2 separate regions of the Homo sapiens genome follow, and region 1 is linked to region 2. A link is a loop called in an ENCODE intact Hi-C map of the cell type or tissue named here. Cell type or tissue: IMR-90. All regions are shown on one strand. Each heading gives the region's core, and the rest is flanking DNA. Links, peaks and the distances in the headings are about the cores only.

Region 1 (5,348 bases), core at 1,941-4,440, 150 kb after region 2:
TTATAAATGTAAAGGTGGCTTTACTTTGGGCATTCAACCTGCAATTAAGGAATTTAAATGTGCTGTTCTTTTGAAATGCCTGCACTATTTTTATTCTTCTTTAAACTGACATAAATCTTTAAGACTTTCATATGGTTGGATTTCTTTTCTTTTTTTTTTTTCTGAGATGGAGTCTCACTGTGTTGCTCAGGCTGGCGTGCAGTGGATCGATCTCAGCTCACTGCAACCTCTTCCTCTCGGGTTCAAGCAATTATTTCTGCCTCAGCCTACCGGGTAGCTGGGATTACAGGCGTGCACCACCATGCCCGGCTAATTTTTGTATTTTTAGTAGAGACTTGATTTTGCCATGTTGGCCAGGCTGGTCTTGAACTCCTGACCTCAAATGATCTGCCTGGCTTGGCCTCCCAAAGTGCTGGGATTACAGGCGTGAGCCACCGTGCCCAGCATCATTTGGTTGGATTTTAATTTTTTTTGAGATGGAGTCTTACTCTGTAGCCCAGGTTGGAGTGAAGTGGTGCAATCTCAGCTCACTGCAACCTCCACCCCCCAGGTTCAAGTGACTCTCCTACCTCAGCCTCCCAAGAAGCTGAGATTACAGGTGGGTGCCACCACGCCCAGCTAATTTTTGTATTTTTAGTGGAGATGGGGTTTCACCATGTTGGCCAGGCTGGTCTCGAACTCCCGACCTCAGACCTCAGGTGATCTGCCTGTGTTTTTTTTGTTTTTTTTTGTTTTGTTTTGTTTTGTTTTTTGAGAAAGAATCTTGCTCTGTCGCACAGGCTGGAGTGCAGTGGCTCGATCTCGGCTCACTGCAACCTCCGCCTCCCGGATTCAAGTGATTCTCCTGCTTCAGCCTCCCAGGTAGCTGGGACTACAGGTGTGCACCATCTCACCCAGCTAATTTATTGTATTTTTTTTCATAGAGATGGGGTATTGCCATATTGGCCATGCTGGTCTCTAACTCCTGGCCTCAAGTGATCCACCCACCTAGGCCTCCCAAAGTGCTGGGATTACAGGCCTGAGCCACCACACTCTGCAGATTTATTTTATTTTATTTTATTTTATTTTATTTTATTTTATTTTATTTTATTTTATTTTATTTTATTTTATTTTATTCTTGAGACAGAGTCTTGCTCTGTCACCCAGGCTGAAGTGTAGTGGTGCAATCTCGGCTCCCTGCAACCTCTGCCTCCTGGGTTCAAGTGATTCTTCTGCCTCAGTCCCCCGAGTAGCTGGGACTACAGGCGTGCACCACCATGCATGGCTAATTTTTGTACTTTTAGTAGAGATGGGGTTTCACCATATTTGCCAGGCTGGTCTCAAACTCCTGACTACCCGCCTCAGCCTCCCAAAGTGCTGGGATTACAGGTGTGAGCCACCACAACCAGCCCAGATTTTAATTTTTAAACAGCAACATGTGTTGCTTATTCAGAGTTCAGTATATCCTTAATTTTTGAAGTCACTGAAGAAGTTACATTTATGAAAATCAGCTTAGTTTTTTTGTTTCGTTCTTGTGATGATACATTATCCAGATATACTGAAATGGAACAGAAATGTCAAAACATGTAAGACAGTCTTGGGACAGTTCTATTAGTTTCTGCCATGTTGAAAGCTGCCCTGTCAGACAATGCATTTTTCACCCATACAAGTAATCCAGTAAAATATTGCTTATTTTTAAAATAGATCTACAATCTTTAAATTTTAAAGTGTCAATGTTTCAAATTGATCTTTGAATATTTTCTGATCACCAGTATCAAAAGAATGAAACAAGAAAACTAAGCTGAATTTCATAAATGCGACTTCTTCAGTGACTTCAATAAGACAATAACTTAATAACTCACTCATCTTTACCTTAATAGTTATCTATTGGTAAGTGGCAAGTTTAAATATTTGTGACAGAAAGAACAATAATTTAAATGATTAACAATGTTATAAGCCCCATCTGCTAAGATCAATAAGTAAATCAATGAGCAATTAATAACAATGTTAATAACTTACAAGAATTTGAAGAAAGCTAATTCTCATCTTTCTATAAACAAGCATTTAAGGAGGATTTGTTAAGCAATAGATTCAGTTTTGAGTTACATTTTTTGAAGATAATTTCCTTAATATATGATTATCATTGAAGAACATTTCAAATAATCCAGTAGAACTAAAGGGATTAAAAATAATAAGTGGAGGAAAGAATGTTTAAGTGCTTTTTTGTTGTTTCAATCTGAGGAAGGGTAGGGTATCAAAAAAGAGGTGATACAAACTTGATGAGAGATTAGGTTGCTATGATAGCATCAGACATCCCAGCTTTCACTAAAAGGATGTTACTTGGTGAAAGGAACAGAAGCAAAAAGCTGAAATCTTGCACTTATATTCTCTTAATCTGTGGACATGGGAAGCAATAATAAATGGAGAAGGCTGGAGAAACAAGGGAATTTGAGACATGAAATTCTTGGAATATGGACAATATACAAAAGTTTTGTGTTGAATGAAATATTGCATTTTATTTATTTCACATTATTCAAAATAGCGGTTTTCAGCATAGCTTCCCATATTACTGCTGGTGCTTTAAATTAAGAACAGTGAGGATATAAAAGTCTTTTTCTTAATGGTAATATATACTGAAAGGAAGTGAAGTTGAAAGGCAGAATGCATTTAAATATGGTTAGCGTTTGTGTGTGTAATCTACTGAAAAATATACTGAAATTTCACTTGTAATTGCAATCTCTCCTATAAAGGAAAATGTGCCTGTTGAAAGAGGTAATATATTCTATTTAATGTGGTACTCATTTGAGAATTCAAATATCTGAATTTTAGTCACTTTTCAGTTACTTAACTTTCCCAGTGTTTCAATTCCTGACTAGCAAGCCAGGGACGATAATATTCTTGCCTCCTGGAAACATTGTAAGGATACCTTTTTATCCTGCACAATTTAATACAAAATGTCCTAAGAAAGTATTTTTTTTTGTTGTAATTTGAAAAATATTCAAGCAATTATTGCTTGCTTACTCTTTTTTCTTTATTCCCCAAATGCATTTAACTTATTTAGCTGGAATATGGCTTACTACTTTCATTCCCATTACAAGTCTCAAACTCATTCCTTTTCCATTGTGTTTTTCTTGTTCGCCCAGCCAACTGAATGCTGCCTGTTTATTATTTGAAACTCAACACTGAATCACCCGCTCAGGAAGGGCCTGCTGCATGCCAAGCTTTTGAACAAATATGTAGGAACAGGACTCTGACTTATAGACAGTTCCTTAGCTTTACTTTAATTTTTCTTTTATTTTCACTGACAGAAAAATTTTCTGGAGAGTACAATCAAGATAGTGTATTATTAGAAATAACATTAATAGAAGCTTGGTCAGAAATGATAATAGTCATAATAAGCATCTCTCTCACCAAGGCATTCCACACAGAGAGATCACAGCACAATAAATAAAGGATTTCTCATTTGCCACACAACAAATAAAACAATTGCAGTAACAAAAATATGATTTTATAAATGTTCTTATACTAAAAATAAAAGCAAAAATATGAGATCATGCACTGGAGACAAAAGCTAAAAATGAATAGTTATAACAAAGAAAGACAATATTCCAAAAGATTAAAATGTTCAAGTATTGTGAGAGGAAAGGGGAGATTCAAAATAGAATGGGTTCAGAATAAGTCAATTATATTTACTACCTTAGGAGAGACACTGACACAACTGTTTTTATCCAGTAATATTTTATGCCATTAGAACACATACTGTTATCCATTTAAAGGACAGATTCCATTTCCTTGGAGCATGTTTCATACTACAAGGATGGAATAAAATTTATTGTTTACCATAATTATAAGTAGATAATAATATTGTGAGAGAAATATTCTCCGGAACAGGCCAGTGTGATGGCCTGGAATAGTAGGGGCCTGGGAGTCAGGAAACATTGACTTTAATTCTGTTTTCATCATTGTCTATAAAAAGTTCATTTGAGATAGTCATCTAATAAATAACCTTCAAGATATTTCTCAGTCCTGAAATAAACTTTCACTTTATCTTTCGATTTTCCTATAAGAGTTCAACTATTGGGGCTAGTAGAAAGTAGAGAAAATAACAATAAAATAGCTTAACAATTTTAATGATTCTTAATTTCTAAAAAGTTATTGAAAAAAAGTGGGATCACTTAATGGAATTAAGAATTGTATAATGCTTCAGTGGGGTTGTTCATACAACATAATAATTCTTCCCCAACAAAACTAATCTAAGCAGTGCCTTTACACTTTGTGGTTGAATAGTGTATCAGATTTGAACAGTGGCTAGTTTCTACACGACTAGGAAAAACATGTCTGTCATGGGAGTAAAAAAATAAAATTTGTTTGTTAAATTACACATAAATATAAGGTACAAATGTATTTTTAAAATACAGATTAAAATAATCACACTTGCATTGTGTACATACGAAAATACAGTATTTAATATTCAATATACACAGACACATTTATGATAAATGCAACTATTTGGCAATGCCAGTTCTTTCAGGGTTTTTTGTTGTTGTTGTTGTTCCCTATTTCCATATACATGGAAACAAAAATGCTTCGCTAAAATCTCCTAGCTCTGGCGGACATCTTGAAGCAGTTTGTTAATCTCTGCCACCAGTTCACTGGCATCCATGAGTTCGTGTTTCCCATCATTGAGGTGGTTGAGCACATTGTCAAAATCATCTTCCTCATAATTTTCAGGGATCTCCTCCATGGCTGGCAGCCATTTTGAAGAAGGCTGCACACTGGAGTGAGTTCCAAGTGGCGGCCCACAGTTGGTGGTGGGATTTTGAAAATGCGTACTGGCTGCCCATGCCGCTACCCCCTGTGGGTAACCCACAGTTTTGGCTGGCAAGGGTCCCTTCCTGCGCTCCAGGGAGTTGGACCGATCCACCTCACTGCATTCAGAATAGGTGTCCAGGGAAGGCGGTAAGAGACGCTGGAACACACTGCTCATTTCCGAGAGCAGAGATGATGTGCTGGTATCCCCAGTGTCCTCATCGTTTGGGGAGTCCTTTCCAAAGGTGGAAAAACTCTTCTTCTTTTCACCGGAATCTGCAGGCTGAGCGTCATCCTCAAGACTCTGATGTGGATGCTGCTGCTGGGGTTGCGTTGGGAATTCTTCCCCTGGAATGAACATGTTACTCCTATAATCAGAAGACGGTGAGGGCAGTGGTGGCATCCAGCACTGGTCAGAGTGTCCCAGGACCCTGCACTCCTCCGTGCAGAGTCTCATAGCTGCACTCAAGAAAAACAGTGGGGATTCATTATTATACTTAGCACGATTCAAAATGATGCAAAAATGCAATTTTATAATAAAAATAGAATGAGACAATTTT
Region 2 (5,348 bases), core at 1,409-3,908:
AGAAAATCCACATGCTTAAGACGGCAAAGCAGAAAGAGGAAACACTCTGGATTGTTACTGTTGTTCTGGTTCTCTATACCATGGACATCACCCTGGATTTGATATTTGCTCAGAAGTCATTTCTTAATTTTAGCATCTCTTTTTCTATATCTAAATAAGCAGGAAATGAGAAAGTATTTTTTTTAATTCAGTAAATACTAGTTCATGTGTACCTAACAATCTGTTTAGCATAACTTGTTCCTTTCTTATTTTACTATAGACAGGAAGAAGCAAGCAGCATCTTCAAAACTTCCCTGGGAAACATCTGAGATAAGTGGTGGTCTAGATCATTAAACAGATATCCTATTTTTCATGTTACTACAAGTGACAAAGTTTCTAAACTTTCTAATACCACATAACAAGTGTACCCTTTCCTCCGGCCACCAGTATCTACTTTTCTCAAATCTCTCATTGATAGTTTTTTTGAGAGCCATCGGGCTTCATTAATAATCTCTTACTTTTTGGCTTTTATTACCTCTTCTTTCAAGATTTGTCAAGCTTCCTTTTGTCCGCTTGCCACTTGTTTGCAAAGCCATACACACAAATACATAAAATTAAATGTTTTATATAAAACACATAAAATTAAATGTTTTTTATATATGTTAAATATATATATTTGCCAGAATCCCACTTACAGATATCAAAGTCTGCTCAAACAAACCCAAAACTTAGTGACTTGAATGACAACATTAATTTTACTCACAAATCTGCAGTTTGGCCAGGGTTCATCAGAGAGAGTTCATTTCTGCTTCACTCAGTGTCAGTCAGGGAAATTTGAAAACAGTGTTAGAATCACTTGAAAACTCATTCGGGAAAATAATAGAGGTTGATGGTAACTATTGGCTGAGTCTTCAGCTTGTTCTGGGGTTGGGGCTGGAAATCCTACACATGGCCAATCCATGTGGCTGCTTGGATTCTGTACCGAAGGACAGCTGTTTTCTAAGATCAAGCCTCCTAAAAGGATCAGACAAAAGCTTTCTTTCCTTTATAATTTAGACATGGAAGTTACATAGTGTTACTTTTGTAATAGTTGAACCCCACCTTATTCAAGAGGAAACAGCATAAGCTCTACCTCTCAATTATGGAAAGAACATTTAAGATAGAATATATTGGTATATCCATCTTTGGAAATTAGAATCTGTCACAACAAAACTTTTTTAATATGAGAAAACAAATCCCTAGTTGATTAAGCCATTACAGTCAAACTCATAACATGCATATATTTTGTTATGGATATATATGTTTTGGTTTTCATGTTTAATGTCTCCCCTACTAGACTGTAAATCTCACAAGGGCAGAAATTATTTCCATTGTAGGCCGGGCTCAGTGGCTCACACCTATAATCCCAGCACTTTGGCAGGCCGAGGCTGGCAGATCACTTGAGGCCAGGAGTTCAAGACCAGCCTGACCAATATGGTGAAACTGCTTCTCTACTAAAAATACAAAAAATTAGCCGGGCATGGTGGTGCATGCCTGTAATCCCAGTTACTCAGGAGGCTGAGGCAGGGGAATTGTTTCAACCCAGGAGGTGAAAGTTGCAGTGAGCAGAGATCGAGCCACCGCACTCCAGCCTGGGTGATAGAGCAAGACACTGTCTCAAAAAAAAATAATAATAAAAGAAAGAAAGAATTTCCTTCTTGTTCACATTGGCTCTTAATAAAAAGTTTTGTAAATGAATACATGGATAAACACTGAGGCAAAACAAAGGCTGAGAGCTTTGGGAGTTAAAGTTCTTTGACCACGGTCAACTATGAAGCTCCATGTTGTGTTACATTCTGACGCACAGTTGCCTTGGCACACAGCCTCATGGATCTGATTTGCTTCTGAGGCTTAAAGGTGGCTTGGTTTATAAATTGCTCAGGAATTATAAGTAAGTGTGTGTTTGTGCGTGTGTGTGTGTGTATGTTTGTGTCGAGGAACAAAAGCAAAGACTATAAAAACAGAGAGCAACCAACAAAATGAATTCAGTTCCTTGGCAATAACTTTCTAAGACATTTTATTGGTAACCTCAATCTGCTCTACAATTTCCTAATGAAACAAATTTTATGTAACCCTGAACTTGTGCACCAAGACGAAATGAAAGAGGTAAGAATGGTTTTAAGTCATAAAACATAAAACATAAAAATGTTTTAATTTTTCATGAGAGACCAGGAATAGCAAGGTCGTGTGAGAATATCTAAAATAATCTATCCTGAAAGCATAAGAAACCCCAAAACATAGCAGTAATGTCATTAGTCATATTATGTTCAGTAGAAATAAGACAAACTGTTGCTACTATTGTTAGATGTATTGTTTAAAGTAGTATTGCCAGAATGTCATACATTGGATTGCATAATATTTACACTCACATTTCTTCCAAAGCATACATTCAATAATTTTTTTAAAGTGTCTCAGAGAAAAAAAATGAAACATTTTTTCACCTATGACACGTGCAATTACTTCACCGTCTAAGGAATGCATGTTGTAAATACTGGATTTATAGCAACACCTCAGATAATTACACAGTTTACGGGGTACTAAGCAGGAAAAGAATTGCTGACTGTCCACACAATGTCCTCTTTTATTCACTACTAGTCTCAGAAGAATGTGACCATATAGGTTAACTATGTTTATGTTGTTCTCAAGGAGAAGAGAGTTAAAAGGCAATATTCTTTTTAACAAGCTGAACCAACTTGTTGGAAAGAAATAAAACCTTATAAAAATTGGAACAAATATCTTCAAACCAATATGTTATTTGAAACACTATTTTACATGGTACATTCATTTTTGTCTCACCCTCACATAACTCTGCAAATAGCTATTCAATTCAAACTGTCTCAAGGGTAAAAGTATAAAGCTCAATGTTTCTGTTGGATTTAGTGGAGCTCATAGAGCGTCTGGATTTGTTGGTCATGGCATTCCCTCTTAAACCCTCAAGTGTCTGTTTGAGCCAGTTTATACCAGAACAATTCAACAATTCAGGGTTTCCTTTTGTGTGTAGAAACATGTGTTTACACGGCTTCAGTCTGAATGAATAAGAACATGTTATTATTTACTGAAAAAAAATGACAAGATGATATATAGCTTTTGTACCTAGTAATCTTTATTCTACTCATATATTTTAATACTTTAATAAGTTGTAGGATATGGCCTAAATCTCTTTGCTTTAAACTACTTCTAAAAGTAAATACTCATTCAGAAAACATATTTCAAGAGCAATATTTTCACATTTTTTAAAAACACAATTTGTTATTTATACCTAAAGTTTAGTCCTATAGTTAATACTTTGTTGTCCACTTAAATTTGTTAAGAGAATAGATCTCATGTCAAGTGTTCTTACTGCACATACCTACACACAACAGAGCAAAGGGTTACAAAGAAAATTTTGTGGTAATAGTTTTACCTAGATTGTGGTGATGGTATTGTGGGTGTATGTGTGTGAACAAATGCATCAAATTGTATACATTAAATATGTGCAGGTTTTTATATTGATTATACCTTAATAAACCTATAAAAAACATAATGGCAAGGCCAAGTGTGGTGGCTCACACTTGTAATCCCAGCACTTTGGGAGGCCGAGGTGGGCAGATCACCTGAGGTCAGGAGTTCAAGACCAGCCTGGCCAACACGGTGAAACACCATCTCTACTAAAAATATTTTAAAATTAGCCAGGTGTGGTGGTGGGCTTCTGTAATCCTAGCTACTTGGGAAACTGAGGCAGAAGAATTGCTTGAACCCAGGAGGTCGCAGTGAGCTGAGATCATGCCATTGCACTCCAGCCTGTACAACAAGAGCGAAACTCCTTCTCTCAAAAAAAAAAGTAAAGGCAAATTCATCATTAGGAATATTAGCATTGTTACATCTGCTTGTGTATAGAATTTTGTAAAACTCAAATCGAGAGAAAACAGATCATAAGATAATAACCAATTAGAGAGACTTCTCTTTACTCAAAGTTTGTGCTACAACGACTATACGTATATAAAGAAAAGAATGGAATATCAACCAATAGAATAAGTTTAAAAGGAGAAAGATATGGTGGAATAATTCTCTGTTGCCTCATCTGATGTTGACTGCTCCTTTCCCTATTTTGTAAATTCAGGGTTTGACTTCTTAAAGTTGATGTATTTAAGAGAAAGGACACAAGAAAGAAAATGGGAAAGGAATGGAAGGTACTTACTTCACTTACACTTCTACTGTTTCAGCATTACTAATTTCTGGATGTGAAAGTCCTCTAAGTAAATTACTCATTAGCAAATCAGCAGCACATTATTACATTCTTGAGTAGAAATATTTTGTGCAATCTAAATACAGAAATAAAAGTGGTATTAAAAATACTGCATATGAGACAGATAAATTCCTCTTCACTGTAGGGTACTACAAGGACCATGCTTACATAAACAGAATAACATAATTGAGATGAAACAATTCTATTCCTAAAAAGTTTTCATGAGTTCTTTGGAAATTAGCTAACTCTGAGGATATCTGGCCTGCAGTTTCCTCATGCTGGATGCAATAACTTCCCTGATTGGTCATTTGCAACTCCTTGCTTATCCTTTAGTATCTGGAAATTTGATCAATTATTTGGCCTGAGATAGTCTCCCCCATTCAGGTGGTTTCCAATGATAAAATCAAAGATGACTCTTTTATGGTTATGCTTCATAAGTGAATTCATTTGGGGTATCATATACTCACACATTTTTTCTGCAATAAAATCTTGGAGCATGTGCTGAATTCCTATGCAAGATTACTTCTCCCTTCTTATCTGTGTGGCCTCAGTTCTGGTCCTAGATAAAGTCCTAGGAGACATATTTCAAACTCTCCTCTTGATCCATTTGAAGCCCTCCTCTATATGAAGTGAAAGGCAGGGACCTGTCCACCGCAACCTCTTATAGTTGGGGTGGGGTGAAGAAATGGGATTCAGGCCACAGCAAGAGTTCTCTATTCAAAAAAATTTTTTTTCCCATTCAGCAAGCCTTCTCTCTGCCTCAAAATCTCTTTCCTAGGCTGCTAAAGAAAAAAAAAAACTATTCAGCTCAGTATTGTCTAGAAACTTCAGCTGAAACAAAGTAAAAGGATTGTATTTATAATCTTCTTGCATAGTTATAATCACATTCTTTGAATTAAGGTAGGAGTTCTAGATAATCCACTGAAGGAAAGTGACTTGTGCAAAATAAGAGAACATGAGATCATATTGCTACCCTGACAGCAATAGAGGTGGGGAAGAGAAATTACCTGCAAAATGCATGGAAAGAATGTGTTATTGAGAACATGTTTTGGAAAAAGAGGTCAAGAGAACAAGATGATTGGGAACATTAGCACTGTTACATCTA

Evidence for each region. Hi-C counts contacts between places; a loop is a spot of excess contacts. Peaks named below come from ENCODE experiments on the same cell type or tissue, not always from the same donor. Only the 100,000 strongest peaks of a DNase experiment are listed, where the experiment ranks them.
Region 1: a loop joins it to region 2, with 3 times the contacts of the local background. A loop is called at or near these places in 5 of 110 quality-filtered maps.

What each region holds. Positions count from the first base shown.
Region 1 is chr4:137,516,450-137,521,797 of GRCh38, forward strand. PCDH18 (protocadherin 18) reads right to left here. Exons shown (of 4, transcript NM_019035.5): 4 at 2,469-5,247. The coding sequence ends at 4,580. Among named protein-coding and RNA genes, the nearest start is that of PCDH18, 13 kb to the right of the region's middle. In IMR-90, for the core only: no CTCF peak of the experiment used is centred there; a DNase peak (open chromatin) is centred at 3,152.
Region 2 is chr4:137,367,959-137,373,306 of GRCh38, forward strand. No RefSeq gene overlaps it. Among named protein-coding and RNA genes, the nearest start is that of LINC02511, 160 kb to the left of the region's middle. In IMR-90, for the core only: no CTCF peak of the experiment used is centred there; a DNase peak (open chromatin) is centred at 2,463; H3K27ac peaks cover 1,254 bases.